Regions from separate parts of the Homo sapiens genome. Here region 1 is linked to region 2. A link is a loop called in an ENCODE intact Hi-C map of the cell type or tissue named here. Cell type or tissue: Caco-2. All regions are shown on one strand. Links, peaks and the distances in the headings refer to the core of each region. The heading gives the core; the rest is flanking DNA.

Evidence for each region. Peaks named below come from ENCODE experiments on the same cell type or tissue, not always from the same donor. Only the 100,000 strongest peaks of a DNase experiment are listed, where the experiment ranks them.
Region 1: a loop joins it to region 2, with 6 times the contacts of the local background. A loop is called at or near these places in 2 of 110 quality-filtered maps.

The regions. Positions count from the first base shown.
Region 1 is chr11:56,088,957-56,097,504 of GRCh38, forward strand. It overlaps OR8I2 (olfactory receptor family 8 subfamily I member 2), which reads left to right and starts at 4,352. Exons shown (of 1, transcript NM_001003750.1): 1 at 4,352-5,284. The coding sequence starts at 4,352. The coding sequence ends at 5,284. It also overlaps the pseudogene OR8I4P. In Caco-2, for the core only: no CTCF peak of the experiment used is centred there; no DNase peak of the experiment used is centred there.
Region 2 is chr11:55,712,223-55,720,770 of GRCh38, forward strand. It overlaps the pseudogene OR5D2P. Among named protein-coding and RNA genes, the nearest start is that of OR5D3, 7.3 kb to the right of the region's middle. In Caco-2, for the core only: a CTCF peak has its summit at 3,265 (motif pointing right); a DNase peak (open chromatin) is centred at 3,261.

The sequences.
Region 1 (8,548 bases), core at 97-8,096, 380 kb after region 2:
CAAAATACCACAGTAATAATTGCTACAAGCAACAAACATATTGATAAATGGTAAAAAGTAGTAATGAAATATTTACATAGTCTAAGTTACCTTTTCCCAAATAAATATTTAATAAGTACAAAGAAAGAATTGTAATTCTACAGTAAAAAAGTCTGGCACACACTACTTTAAGTGATCAAATTTAATATCACTAGCCATATCACCTATCAGCATCATATGCCCTGTGATAAAATGGAGGATTGTTTACAGATTGCCTCTCTGGAACTCTTTTCAATCATGGAAAACCTCAACTTAATTAGGAGAAAACATCAGGCAAAGTTCAATTGAAGAATATCCTATAAAATATTTGACGTACTAAAAAAACTATCACAGTCATGAAAGAAAAGGGAAGACTATAGAACAGGAACAGACTCCAATAGCCTAAGCAGGCAGGACAATAACCACAACATGGCATCCTGGATTGGATCCTGGAAGAGGAAAACAGGACTTTAGTGGAAAATTTAGTAAAATTATTAAATCTGTAGTTCAGCTAATATTATCTTATCAATATAAATTTCTTAAGTATTAATATTCACACTGTGATTAATTTTAACATTAGTAAAGCTAGAAGAAGTGTTTATAAAAAATCTGTTGGTCTAAAGTTATTTAATAAAAAAGTTAAAAAGAGTTGATTGACAGAAACCAAAATAGATGTATAGAAAAAATGTAAATTCAATTGATCAAGTAGTTATTAAATGTCTATTTATCTTGTAATATGGTCAACAATAGTCCCTATATCAACTGTGTATTTGTGACCACTATACATATTAGTTCACCAAATATCAGAACATTAAATAGCTGAGACAAAATTTGAATCTTGAAAGAGGCAATTAACACTAGGTAGTGTGAAAGGAGAAATATTATTTTCATGTTTCACACAAAGCATAATGCCTGTCATCCAACGGCTGCTTAATCAATTTGTGTTGAACAAATAAGTAAGAGGGTAGATGAAACATTGACATTGCAGGTGTACAACCCAATTCTTTCAAAGTTTTATTTTCTCAAGTTGCGCACTTAGTGGGGGAAGAAATTACTGTAGTCTCTCCTTATCCTCAAAGAACCTACGACCCCCAGTGGATACCTGAAATTGCAGATAGTATCCAACTCGATATATACTGTTTTTTTTTCCTGTACATACATACTTGAGATATAGATTAATTTTAAATTAGACACAGTAAAAGATTAATAACAATAACTACTTATAAAATGGAATCATTATAACAATACTCAGAAAAGCACATTTAAACCTATGAATTGTCTATTCCTGAAGGTTTCCTTTTAATATTTTCAGACTGATTGACCAATGGTAACTGAAACAACAGAAAGTAAAACCACAGATAATGGGAGCCTACTGTATACCATTTATTTTGTCCTAATATCTGATAATATTGAGCATCAGTAAGTGATATGGCACGTCTATAATAGATTCCCTTTTTTAAAATCTCTAATATTAGAGATGGTTTCTATCACTACAAAAATATACATTTTTTTTCCTGTAAGGAATCTGTTGTGTTTCATTATGTAACACTAGGGAGAGATTTGTTAAAAGATACAAAATTTCAGCTAAATAAGAAGAATGTGTTCTATTGTTCTGTACTACTGTACAATGACTATAGTTAACAATAATGTATTATGTAGTTTCAAATAGCAAGAAGGAGGATATTGAATATTCCCAACAAAAAGAAATGATAAATGTTTGAGATGATAGATATATATGATCTGATCACTGTATATTATGTATTTTAAAACATCACTATGTACTCCCAAGAATATATACAGCTATTATTTGTCAATTAAAAAATAAGCCCTTTTAAAATATAAGTGATATAAGAGACTGTAACAATCACAGTAGAAGAAGAATTTCATTAGACAAGTCTGTGAGATCCTTCCAAGCTAGTATTTGTCAAAGTATAAGCCATGTAATGTGGGGCATTTTGAAAAATTTAATTTTATGGGTCAACATCAGACCTAATAAACCAGAATCTATACAGTAGTGTAGGCTAGGAAGCTGCTTTGAAACCAACAAACACAAGAGATAATGTGAATACAATTGTGGGAAATATTGTATTTACTCATAAATTGAGCATTAAATGGAGAACATGACTTTGATTTGTACCGCAGGTTTCTTGTTCATTTTCCTAGATGGCATACTTATTATCAGACAATGATACTACGTATATACCTTTAAGCACAATTAAAAATAATTGAATGCCTGAGTTAAAAGTAGACACATCCATGTTTGTTGACATAGATGGTAATATAATTTCAACACATGTTAACAGCATTAAATCAGTGAGTAGGAAAGCTTACTTCCATTTCATGGGAGGGTTATCTGGGAAACAGACAAATGCTATCTGAGATTCCCTAATATCATATGTCTCCTTTAGTTTCATAATAATTTAGTGTTTCATACATGTTTCACGTCTATATATCTACCAATAACATTAAAATAACATGATTTTTAAAACGAAATCAATTGATTTTTTCAATGTGTCTGCTGCCGTTTAACTGAAAAACACAAAAATGAGGAATATATATTTCCTAATGCTTCCATTAGAGATATACCCTAGGCAAATTAAGAATAGACCCTGGAGTATGATTAAAATATGAATCTCAAGAGATCAAAGATGCTAATTGAACAACATTTTTATTAGGTGAGTTTGAGGAAAAGTTGCAGGTATAAGAATACTGCTTAACACATGAGCTTTCAAAAGAAAATCTTTTGTCATGGGATTGCTTTAGAAATACACTAAGACAAAAACAATTCTAAATAGGAATCCAGACTTGAGCAAAAAATATAAATTTTTAATTCTCAAGAATGTGCACAAAAAACAAGTTAACAAGAAGTTAATTTGGCTCTTATTTCTAGCCTATCAATGAAAGGTAATATATACAGTACCTAATACTATCATCAAAACCATCAACATTTTTTCATCAACATCATAACATTTAGGGTCCATTATACAGGAAATAGAGCTCTATACTAAATAACAACTTTTGTTATTTGATATTTAGCATTGTAGATGAGGCAAAAATAATGAACTTGAAAATAAGTGAAAGATTGCTGAAACATAGGATGTTTCCTCTGGGTGACTGAATCCCAGGTACATCTAATTTTCTCATCTGCTTTTTCCTAAAATTTGTGTGTCTGTCTGTCTGTGAGTATAGTTTGCATGTTTCTCACATTGGGAAACTTGTTATTTTTTTAATGTCTGCATCTTACATTAGGCTTTAAGAAAAATGCCCTTCATGACAGGCAAGACAAAATGCCTTCATTGAATAAATGCTTGTCAAGTAAATGAATGGATAAATAGGAACACTGTGACCATGGAACACATTAAATGATTAAGTACATGTGATATATAATAAGAATAATATGTTATATTATTATTATTGATAATAATTATTATCAAGTCCCATTTGGTTACTCAAGGAGAGTGCTAAATGTCTAAACAAAGGTGATTATTTAACTTTGCTTGGCGGGCTAGTTTCAAATGCATTTATTCGTCATATATTTATGTTAAGTTAATTAGGCAATAAAGTTCTTTAGTTTCTAGCATGCCCACCTTATAATTTAATTCTTATTTTTAAATGTAACAAATCAGGTTTGTTTTACTGTTTTTAACATTTATTTATATCATTGTCTTAAAAACTGCTGTTCAGCAATGAATTGGCTAGCACCTGATGTCATAGATTAATATATGCAATATATCTAGAAACAATCATGTTGTTTGAACAAACATACATGAAAGAATTTAAACTATGTTATAGATGAAGGCCCTCATTTGGTCTTATCTCACTGAATTTTTTATTAGATAAACTGCTCTATTCATTAGATACAATTCATTTTGTTAGATAACTTGCTATATTTATTAGATACAGATTGATTTCATTAGATAAGTTGCTATATTCATTAGATACAATTAATTTCATTTGATAATTTGCTATATTTGTTAGATACAATTGATTTCATTAGATAAATTGCCAGACCCAATGACAGACAGGGGTAGAGAATGGTACATCTTAGGAGGAATTTCTACACATCTTTCCAGACATGTATTTTTTAGTCTACACAATCGTGAATTTGAGTTTTTTTCTGTATTAATGTCTGTAAGTTTTCAGTTTTATAAAAAATAAAAATTATCCGTAAATCTCTAGCTAACTTCAGGTCATTAAATTTTACTTTCCATTTGTAAAACTTTCATGATTGGAGTCTAAGTCAAATTTGATTATAGGGCCTTTAGATTTGAATCCTTCTCTAACTTTCCTTATTGTTATTCAGCAGGTAAGTCAAAGGCCTGAGTTGATGTAAATGGCTGGCAACAATTTCACTGAGGTTACCGTCTTCATCCTCTCTGGATTTGCAAATCACCCTGAATTACAAGTCAGTCTTTTCTTGATGTTTCTCTTCATTTATCTATTCACTGTTTTGGGAAACCTGGGACTGATCACGTTAATCAGAATGGATTCTCAGCTTCACACCCCTATGTACTTTTTCCTGAGCAATTTAGCATTTATTGACATATTTTACTCCTCTACTGTAACACCTAAGGCATTGGTGAATTTCCAATCCAATCGGAGATCCATCTCCTTTGTTGGCTGCTTTGTTCAAATGTACTTTTTTGTTGGATTGGTGTGTTGTGAGTGTTTCCTTCTGGGATCAATGGCCTACAATCGCTACATAGCAATCTGCAATCCCTTACTGTATTCAGTAGTCATGTCCCAAAAAGTGTCCAACTGGCTGGGAGTAATGCCATATGTGATAGGCTTCACAAGCTCGCTGATATCTGTCTGGGTGATAAGCAGTTTGGCGTTCTGTGATTCCAGCATCAATCATTTTTTTTGTGACACCACAGCTCTTTTAGCACTCTCCTGTGTAGATACATTCGGCACAGAAATGGTGAGCTTTGTCTTAGCTGGATTCACTCTTCTTAGCTCTCTCCTTATCATCACAGTCACTTATATCATCATCATCTCAGCCATCCTGAGGATCCAGTCAGCAGCAGGCAGGCAGAAGGCCTTCTCCACCTGCGCATCCCACCTCATGGCTGTAACTATCTTTTATGGGTCTCTGATTTTCACCTATTTGCAACCTGATAACACATCATCGCTGACCCAGGCGCAGGTGGCATCTGTATTCTATACGATTGTCATTCCCATGCTGAATCCACTCATCTACAGTCTGAGGAACAAAGATGTGAAAAATGCTCTTCTGAGAGTCATACATAGAAAACTTTTTCCATGACAAATTTATGTATGTTACAATTAAAACAAAGGTGGATGGCTTCAGGAATTCAGTTATGCCAACAACTAGGAAAATAGTAGAGTAACCTCAAAAAGCATAACACAAACTAAATGAGAACTTAGAGTCTTGAAGTTTGTGAATTGAATTATTATTTCATTTGTTTATATGGACCACTAACTCACTGTATTTGGAGGTCAATTCGGCATATAAATTATTCAGACATAGACATGTACAAGGAAATAAGAGGCACCTGAACATGCATATATAAGCATGCCATCACACTGAAACATGTTTAAAATTATTACATTAAGAACATGCAATTTTTGTCATTCTGTGCCCAGCTTATATCACATAACTGGATTGTTTGTATTAGATTGTTGCAAAAGTAATTGTAGTTTTTTGTCATTAAAAAAGAAAACAGCAAAAACATCAATTACTTTGCACCAACATAATAACTCGATGGATAAATGCTTGATAACAAGGATAACCCATTCTCCATTATGTGCTTATTTCACATTGCATGTCTGTTTCAAAATATCTCACGTACTCAATAAATATAGACATCTACTATGTACCCACAAAAATTAAAAATAAAAAAACCTTAAAAAGTAAAAAAAAATATTAAATTGGCAATATAAACTTACACTGTTTTCTCAGCTACTAGTAAATTGAGAATAAGAAATTGGAAGATTAAGAGATAAGAACAGTTAAATTTTACAAAAAATATAAAATGCTGATCACCCGAAAGCAAAGAGTCTGGAACTAAAGAAACAAACAAAAATAAAAAAGCAATATTAGCCACAGGGAAAAATAAACGATTGAAGTAATTTCAGTGCAAACACTAATGGAACAACAGACACCAGGCAGTATGGAGAAATCTCTTGATAATATGGAGTCATTTGCCCCTAACGGTTAAGTTCTTGATCATGTATGTATGAACACAATTTTTTTTACATAGAAAAGTGATCAGTTTATGGCATTTTTTTCTAATAAAAACAGCAGAGTTTAATTTCTCATAGAATGTCTCACTAGCTGAGGCATAATCCCTAGATCATTTTGGATTTATACAGATTCTTGCATCACCAAATCAAACAAAAAGACATTGTTAAATCTACAGTATTAAAGGAAGAAAATGTGTGTGTATGTGTTCGTGTGTGTGGGGTGGAGAGATGGTGCTTTTCTTGCAAAGAGACTTAAACCTGATTTAACGAACTCTCCCAGGTGTTGCTAGAAGGTAACCATCGAAAAAGTTTTATCAGTACTGCCTTTCATGTCTATGAATGAATGAACAATTATCAGAGTTGGGCTATCATATGTATGTTGAAAGGAATGGAAGATTAATTTGATGAGGCTCTTTTAAAAGAAAATGTATGTGCTTATAATATTACTCTCCAGCAAGATTGTAAGCTCTTTGAGAGAAAAGTTTGCCTTTTCTTATTTGTGCACTTCATAACAACTAGCAAATGTATCAATACGAAGTATATAAGTAAATATTTTCTTTTGTTTTCGTTTGTGTGTGGAAGCACAGTGATGAATTCATTAGGGCCACAGTGTCTGTCTTACTCATATTTGTATATTTCTTTGGTGCAGTTTTGTACATAATCTTATTCAAACGTCAGTTTAGTTAGAAATTCTATTTTTAGAATTCTTTCTCAAACATTTCTCATTCATATATTAAATATGGCATAGTGATTTACAGATATATTTCTTCCCAAATGACTTTTTTTTCAGAATGGCTAGAATATGGAACTAAGTATATACAAAGCTGTATGCCGCATATATGAATTTAAATAATAGAAGACAACTGATTAGGAATTCTCATCTCTCCATAGTCACAAACCTACTTCTGTAAAGAGAATATCAGTCTTCAGTCTTGGTAGTGGCTGAAGATAGCTCATGTGAATGGACCTGGGTGTGCACATGGTTGGGGCTTAGAAAATGATATCGCAAAGAATGATGCTTTGGCATACTGATCACTTTGAAATAAGAAATTGCAAGGCCTTAGAAGCTGCCTTGGAGCCAAAGACTTGTTAACCTTCTCTGTTTCCCTCCCAGCAAGCACAGGGAAGGACATGCTCTGGAATTTTCTTACCTGACTGAGGAAACATCTTCTGAAACATGTATACATATGTAACTAACCTGCACATTGTGCACATGTACGCTAAAACTTAAAGTATAATAATAATTAAAAAATAAAGCAAATGAATAAACAACAATAAAAAGAAAAGTAATTGTCTTAAATGCCTTCTCTAGTATCTCATTAATTAACTAGGAAAGATTAACCACTGAAGAAGAGAAGAGACTAAAAGTTGTCACCATACTCACACATAGGGTTCATCTATTCTTCTGAAGGGATCTCCAAGAGATTATGTAAGAGATTTTATCAGCATAATAGATGGCATTTGTTCACAACAATGTTCTGTCCCTTCCCTTAAATTGCTGGTTCCATTCAGTTTCCTACTAGAATCATTTATAAACAGTCTATGCTTTGGGTTCATTCATTTCTCCCCTGTGAAAAGGGTATTTAGGCCTCAATCATATCCATTGAGTTATTATGTTGGTGCAAAGTAATTGCGGTTTTTGTTGTTTTTTTTTTAATGACAAAAAACCACAATTACTTTTGCAGCAGTCTAATACAAACAATCCAGTTATGTGATATAAGCTGGGCACAGAATGACAAAAATTGCATGTTCTTAATGTAATAATTTTAAACATATTTCGGTGTGATGGCATGCTTGTATATGCATGTTCAGGTGCCTCTTATTTCCTTGTACATGTCTATGTCTGAATAATTTATATGCCGAATTGACCTCCAAATACAGTGAGTTAGTGGTCCATACAAACAAATGAAATAATAATTCAATTCACAAACTTCAAGACTCTAAGTTCTCATTTAGTTTGTGTTACGCTTTTTGAGGTTACTCTACTATTTTCCTAGTTGTTGGCATAACTGAATTCCTGAAGCCATCCACCTTTGTTTTAATTGTAACATACATAAATTTGTCATGGAAAAAGTTTTCTATGTATGACTCTCAGAAGAGCATTTTTCACATCTTTGTTCCTCAGACTGTAGATGAGTGGATTCAGCATGGGAATGACAATCGTATAGAATACAGATGCCACCTGTGCCTGGGTCATCAAAGACTTCTCTGAATCTCATATTTTGAGTGGCTCTTGTGCTTATGCAGATTAATAGATGTGCATGCCTTTTCTCCTGTTTATCTATTGTCAGATCATTACAGCCGACTTGAAACTTCAGAGGGA
Region 2 (8,548 bases), core at 226-8,225:
ATCTTTCACCATATTTATTATTATTAATTTGCCTGTATTCTTTTTATCACAATATTCTTCTTCTTTTTATGGGCACAAACTTTAGTTTTAATAAGTAATAAGAATTGTATGCTATGTTGTATAATTTGCAATTACATGCATTATGCCTCGGAATAATTCTTAGAAAAACAGTTTTGAGGTCAAGGCCAATATTTTATAATTTTACAGTTTCTAAAATGCCTATTACAGTGCTGAGTGCATAGCAAATGCACAATCGGATAGCCATGCTGGGTGTCACTACAAAAGAGGGAAAGCCTGTGCACGGCACCTTGAGCCCTCATTCAGCTCAAAAAGGGTGACACTTCCTGGGGCTAAATGGGAGATTGTGAACTTTGGCCCCAAGTCTTTCAGTCAAGAAATAAGAGTGTAGGAAGTGGGTTCAAAAGTGCCACACATAGAAAAGATGTTTGGGTAACAATAAGTCGAATATATATTATAAAATACATATCTTTGATGGAAATGATTTTCTTTTCAGGCCCAGTCTGCTCAGAGTTTGTTAGAACATCCTTAGGAAAGAATACAGATATTGGAAAATGCTTGAAAAAGTATGTTCAGTTAGGAAATTTGCACTCAATGAGTTTTGTGTCAAACTAAAACATAAGTTTAGAAAATAACAACAAATGTAGACGGTCAAATCACAGGTGTCAAATGAAGTGAATTTAAAGGAGCAATTAAAGAAAGAAACTGCATGGATATGTAAGTTGTACATAAAATACTTTTATATGTAACCCTAACCCTAACCTATATAAAACCTATATAATTTTCTCTATATATAATCATATATATATATATATATATATATATATATATACACTGCATGCACTTATGTTTTCTGCAAAATATAAGTGCGTGCAGTATATTCTCTTGGAGACTAAACATTGTAACAACTCAGTGTAAACTATAGAGTGCTTAATTTCACCTAATGATAAAGCATAGAATTTTTACAGAATGCTGTGTGGAATGGTGTTCTTTCTATGCCTACTGCTATTTTAGCTTTCGGTAAGCAGTCATGACATGGTTCTGGATTAAACTGGCACAAAACAGTAATTGAGTTATTTTGAATGAACTCAGAACATTTTTTAAAAATCCAATACCTCATTTTCCCTTCTAACTCTCCTTGTTTTATTCTAATTCAAGATGCTTAGGTCCCATGGGGTTTCACTATAGCTACTTGTTCTGTAGGACTCCAGGTGTGCCTCAGTGCATTGTGAGTTTACAATGTGGTCCTGATTTAATAGGCAAGTCCAGCTTCTTTAGTATTATTATAAACTTTTACCCCAATACATGTATAATATGTGGCTAGATTTATTCACTCACATATACATTCATTTATTCAATCAAGATTGTTGAGAATCTACTATGTCCTAGCCTTCCATATTTGCCCTCATTAATATTATTTTATTGTAGAACAACAATTTGTTGAAATGGCAAAGAAGAAAACATGAGTAAAATATATATTATATTACAGATGTTGCATAATATTGATATTTTTCAGGGCTTATAGTTACTGATAATGACATAACTACTATGACCATGATGAATGAGTCAAGTTGAGATAAAATTATTGGAAAAGATGAAGAAACTAAAAGTATAGGATATAAGAAAGATTATCTGTGTCTCTATTGTAAGCAATTCAATGCAAACAAAACAAAACAAAAATGTCCTAACCAAATAAAAACCATTGTAATTCTTCAGGAAGTGATGTCTCATCTTTGAAGATTTGGAGAACTGAATTTTGACCACCTGAGAATGTTGTGGCAGAAAGTACTTCAGAATAATAAAAATGATCTGGATGTATTATTATTGTTTGCTCCCAAACCAAATCATTCTAAATATCTGATATTATAATATATCAAGAAAAGGAAACAGATTTTTTCAATAATTATATAAATGTGGCTGATCAAGTGCATCATTCACATTATACAGGAAGGATCTGAAATATGTGGAGATAAATGTGTGATTAAATGTAGGGAGGTCATTGGAAAGGGAAATTCAGAAATAGCTATAGAAACAACTGTTACAAAAATGTAATGATCATTTTACTCCATCATTAATTTCCTTTTTAGAGTTCCAAGTTCTCATCATTTAATAGGTGAAGAAGTGAAAAAATTACCGAAACTCAAAATAAGCATTGTATTGAAATGAAATAAAATGGAAATGCTTATCTTCCTCCAAGATAAGCGTTTTCACTAAACTCTGACTCATGCAAAAGGTAGACTGGCCCTTCTCGTGAAGCCAGTTGCGTCTGAGGCTACTGAACCGGATGGTTTAAAATATACCAGAGCCAACGGCACTTTTGTTCTTCCTCTCTCAGTTCCCATATTTTATTATTACATTGACATACATTTTATATGCACTGTATAATTGTGATATTAGCAAATTCTAGCTTTTGAAACAATGTAATTGTTGAAACTAAGCATATCCATAAGTCTTTTTATAAATAATCACTAAACCTCTCAACATTTCCTCATTTTACTTGGCCTTGTCCAAATATTTCTTCTTGAATCTCTGAATCAACTTCCCTATTTTGTCCCAGGGACCAAGAAAATCAGACTTCTGAAGTCACCTTCATCCTCTTGGGCTTCTCAGAATATCCAGACCTTCAGACGCCCCTGTTCCTGGTGTTCCTGACCATCTACACAGTCACTGTGCTGGGGAATCTGGGCATGATCATAGTCATCAGGATCAGCCCCAAACTCCACACCCCCATGTGCTTTTTCCTCAGCCACTTGTCCTTTGTTGATTTCTGTTATTCCACCACAATTACACCCAAACTGCTGGAGAACTTGGTTGTGGAAGATAGAACTATCTCCTTCACAGGATGCACCATGCAGTTATTCTTTGTCTGCATATTTGTAGTAACAGAAACATTCATGCTGGCAGTGATGGCCTATGACCGATATGTGGCGGTGTGTAACCCTCTTCTCTACACAGTTGCAATGTACCAGAGGCTTTGCTCCTTGTTAGTGGCTACATCATACTGTTGGGGGATAGTCTGTTCCCTGACACTTACCTAGTTTCTACTGGAATTATCCTTCAGAGGAAATAATATCATTAATAACTTTGTCTGTGAGCACGCTGCCATTGTTGCTGTGTCTTGCTCTGACCCCTGTGTGAGCCAGGAGATCACTTTAGTTTCTGCCACATTCAATGAAATAAGCAGCCTGCTTCCTATGCTTTCATTTTTATCACTGTCATGAAGACGCCTTCCACTGGGGGGCGCAAGAAAGCGTTCTCCACGTCTGCCTCCCACTTGACGGCCATTACCATTTTCCATGGGACTATCCTTTTCCTCTACTGTGTTCCTAACTCCAAAAGTTCGTGGCTCATGGTCAAGGTGGCCTCTGTCTTTTACACAGTGGTCATTCCCATGCTGAACCCCTTGATCTATAGCCTCAGGAACAAAGATGTAAAAGAGACAGTTAGGAGGTTACTCATTACCAAATTATTATGTCTCATATTATAAAATCTAGAAGTCGTACTTATTCCTATTGAAGAATATTGTGCAGAACTGCCCAAAAGTTGTAGAATTGCTAACAATCCAAATCCCTTTTTCAAACAGTAAAGCAGTGCATGTACTTAATGTAACCCCTACTTAACTGGTTATTTGACATCTGTTCAAATTCTAGTAGATTAGCTAACAAGTAACACAGTAATTTAATCTCTAATGATTTAACTTATCATTAAACTCAGAATTTGTCATGTAAAGATTTCTGAGTTAATATACATTACCCTATTGTTGCTCAGTTAACCTTCTGTTCTTTTTCAGTTGTTGGAGAATGGGCTTGTAGATTTGTTCTGAAAAATTATAGCTTACCATGAAGGAAGATATAGCAAATGCAATACAGTAAACTAAGACATGTTCAGCACTCAGACACTAAGTTTAAAAGTAATATTTATTTAATTCCACATAGGGCACATTGGTATATTATAAATGTGTATAAGGCGTAAGTCTGCCCACAAAGTCCAGAATATGGTTTGGTAAAATTGTATTGGTTAACATAAAATTTTATTTGATCATTGTACACAATATATCAAAAAATGAAAATAGCCACATATTTTAGAAATAGACATTTTGAAATCTGAATTTGTCATTCACTACAATCTTGATTTTCATATAAGTTATAAATTTGATCCATAACAGAATACCATAAATGTCAGTGATACATAACATTAGGTAATTATTAATTTTTTGTCAATTGATTTGGCAGTCCTGATAGTATCAGCTGGTGCATCTTGGTTAATATTATCTAGTCTAACGGGTCTAACGGGAACTCATAGACCTACATAACGATTGAGTAGCTCTGCCTCTGTATCTATGGTCCTCTGAACCATTGGGCTAGCTGGAGTATTTTCTTCCAGTGTTGATGGGTGAGTCACAAGGGGAAATGTACAACAAAAGCTAGTTCAAGCTTCCATTCGCCTCATGTTTTTTAGCATTATTTTAGGCAAAGAGAATCACATTGCTGGGCTCAAAGTTAATGACTGAGGAAGGATATCTGCCTCTTATTGTAGAATTGAAAAGTTACGTGGCAAATAATGTAGATACACAGAGGAATGAAGGATTCTGCCTACTATTTCTATATATCTAAATTGTTGGGAAATTTTAGTTAATGGGAAATTATCCTTCTTATTCCAGATAAATTTTTGTCCTAGTTTGACAAAAGTCTTCTGTAAATTGATGAGAAATTTAATCGACTTAACTAAATGACTGTTTTTGTTGATTGTCACTTGCTGTTGATAGTTAATGTTTAAGAGGAAAGACAAAGTCTTGGTAAATTTCCATATATCATGGTTCCTGTATTCCTGACTCTCATGTTCAAATAAAAATGGCAATTTCCTTTGTTATAAAGTTTATTATAAAACTATTTAACCTAATCCATTTATCTGATTGTTTAGCAATACATAAAAATATTTTTTAACAAATCATATTATATAACTATAGTATTGCATAACTTATTTAACTTCTAATTGTTCATCAAACAGAGGACATATACACTTAAGTAAATGTTCCAGTCAAGTACATTAATAGGTTTTGTGTATGTTAACAAAAACATTTTAAGAAAAAAGAAAAATGCATTTAGAGAATGTGAAAACAGTATAAAATGAACTATACTTGGCACATTCTAAAGGTCCTTGGATTTAAAATCCTATTTGAAAAAAAAAAGATAGATATTAGGTAAATTATAATTTGTAAACTATAATTAGCTTTCTATATTGTAGGAGAAAACAAAACAATAACTTTGAAGAAAACGGGTTTATTACAGTAAGATGGCTGTGAACATTTCTGTCGGAATCTTTGTAAAGGCACATACAGCACTTTTATTTCCTTTTACAAGTACCTAGGAAAGATAGCCGAGTCATATGGTAGGTGTACATTTAATTTCTTAAGAAGCTTCCAAATGATCTTTAAAGTGGCTGTACCATTTAAAATCCTCCTAGCTGGGTATGATACTTCTGATTGTTCCCCATCTTGGACAAATAACTATATGGTCATTATTTTCAATCTTAGAAATTCTTACAAGTATGTAATGGTATCTTATTGGATTTGTGTTTGCATTCATCTGATAAGTAATTAAGTTGAATATATTTTCATGTGATTATTGGTTATTTGTATTTTTTTGATAAAGTCTATGTTCAAATACTCTGCCTATTTTTAATTGCAATTCTTTTCTTATTATTGGGGCTTGATAATTATTTATATATTGTAGATACAACTCTTTTTTCTCCTCAAATGTGTGATTTGAAATATTTCTTTGAATATGTGGCTTATCTTTCACCCTCTTTAGAGTGTGTTTTGAAAAACAGATATTCTGGATTTGTGTAATAATGTATATAGAAATGCAAAGTAAGTGAAATATCCAAAAATATTTTTAAAAGAGAATGATTGGAGGAATTGAAGGTTTACTGTAAAACAAAAGGAAACAAACCAGTATGGTTTAGGTATAAAGACAGACAAATTGAGACTATAATAGAATAAATAAAATAGAATCCAGATATAATCCAAGAAACATATAATCAATTGATCTTTGAAAACATATCTGAAAAAAACTGGATAATTGAATGGGGGAAAATAACCTCATTTCCTACCTCTCTCCATAGAAAATTAATTCGATATTTATTATCAAATTAATTAACCATAACAGCTGAAACACTAAGGCCTCTGGAATAAAGAACAGGTGATTATCTATATGAAAATCGACAAATGAGACTGTCAATAATTAAAAACTGCCTATCATCAAATTAGATCATTATAAAAAGAAGAGACAACCCATAGATTAGAAGTAATTACCTGTAGACTGGGAGTGTATATTAACAATATATAGAGTTGTCAATTACTAAATATATATATATAACAAATAATAAGAAAATTAAATTAAAATAGACTAATGTGCAATTACTTTGTAAAAATATATAGATGGATAATAATCTCACAAAAATATTCCAACAATATATGTTTTCAAGGGAATGTAAATTAAATATCACTATGATTGCTTGAAGTTTCAAAATAATGAATTTTTTTAAAAGGCACAAATACTAGTTTTCAAAAGTTTTCATTCCCTGTGGTCACATCATCTACTAAAATATCGCTTTCCAAAACTTTTAGATATATATTTTGAAGTGTTCTCTCTAGCTTTTTTTATGTTCTCTATATCTCTATCTTTGCTGCAAGTTGTATCAGTTCCTCACAGATGTCACAAAATTTATTAAGTTTCTGTAATAGCTTTTTGGCCTTAGAAACACCTTTCATAGTCTGGTGAAGCATATGAGATCTTCTTTAGAAAAACATTTAAAAATAAAATGGATATAAATGTAAATCAAACATATTATATTTCTATAAAATTACCAAATATTAAAAATATTAACTTTATGGACTTGTATAATATTTGTGCTTTATTATTCATATTAGATAATATCTACATACATGCACATTAACTATTATAATTTGGAATAAGGATGATCATAGTAATATTTTTAGGTAGGTTATAATATATAAATAATAAAAATATATCTGTGATTTCTATGGTTAGAGTATTGCTAACAGTACTGTGGTTTGTGGTCTACCTTCATAATTAAAAACACACTAAATTTCAGTTAGAGTTAAACAAAAATAATTATGAGTTTTTTCCATATTATTTCATCATAAACTAGCAGATCATTTAAAATACGTTGTACACTACGTTGTATAACAGATCTGTAGAACTTATTCATGTTGCATAACTGAAAATGCGTACCCCTTGAGCAACAGCTCCCAATTTCCTCCTCCCCCTAGACCCTGGTAAACACCTTTCTACTCTCTGCTCCTATGAGTTTGGCTCTTTTAGATACTTCATATAAGTAGAATCATAATAGTGTAGGACATTTTCTTGACTCTTTCACAGGTCTTGCAACGGGGGTGCCTTGTTTACTCAGTCTGCCCTGCTCAACCCCTTGCTGAAGGGAGCCTGAGAGTGAACCAGTACAGGAACTGGAGTGGGCAAGTGCAGAACCAGCTGCTTTGGTGCCAGCAGGAGCAAACTCCATGTGAGCCGCAGGGCAGTGTCCAGGGGCCGTGCCCGTGACCCCCAGGCCCCAGAGGGTGTGTTAAAATGCTTCCTTAGCTGTGCTTTCTGCAGACAGCCATGTGTTACCAGCTCAACGGGCCCTTTGCCTCATCACATGAGGAAATTGCCTTCCACCAGTAAGGGCAAAGGGCCAGGGTGACAAACCTTTTAGGTATCCACATCTGGTGCATCCTGAATTTTTGTCTGGTGCCCAAGACGAATGAGGTCATGTGGACGAATTGAAAGATGGTGAATGTGGAGAATTTTATTGAATGATGAAAGCTGCTCTCAGTGGAGAGGGAGGAGCTGGAAAGGGGATGGGAAGGGAAGGTTGCTCTCCCCTGAAGTCAATCCACCTTTCTGACTTTCTTTTCCAAAGTCAAGTTGCTTCATCCAGCCACTGTCTTTGAAGTCAAAGTCACCTCTCTCTGACATCCAGCCACTTCTTCCTGAGGTTCAGCCACTTTTCTTCTCTGCTAGCTGGGTCTGGGGTCTTACAGGCACAGGATGGGGGTGGGGTGAGCCATAGGTAGTTTTGGAAAAGACAACATTCAACTGGTAAAAAGACGTTATTCAGAAAGAACCAATCAGGGGAGAGCAGACACATAGGGATGGAAGTTCTCACTTAGGGCCACGGGTTTCAGGCTGTTTAGCTTGAAGGTGGGGTTTTGCCAAAGACCTGCCCTTGTCTGCCTAGAATTTCTCTGCCTCCTGTCATTATCAATAACATATTAGTACTTCTGTTGCTCATTTATCTAATTTAGCATAAGGCCCTCTAGGTTAATTTCTGTTATCACATATAGCAGGATTCGCTTCTTTTTAAAGCTGAATAATATTCCATTTTATGTATATACCAGATTTTTTGTGTCCATTCGTCTGTCAATGGGCTTTTAGATTGTTTCCATATTTTGAGTATTGTGAATAATGCTGGAGTGAACACAGTAGTGTAGATATCTCTTCAAGAT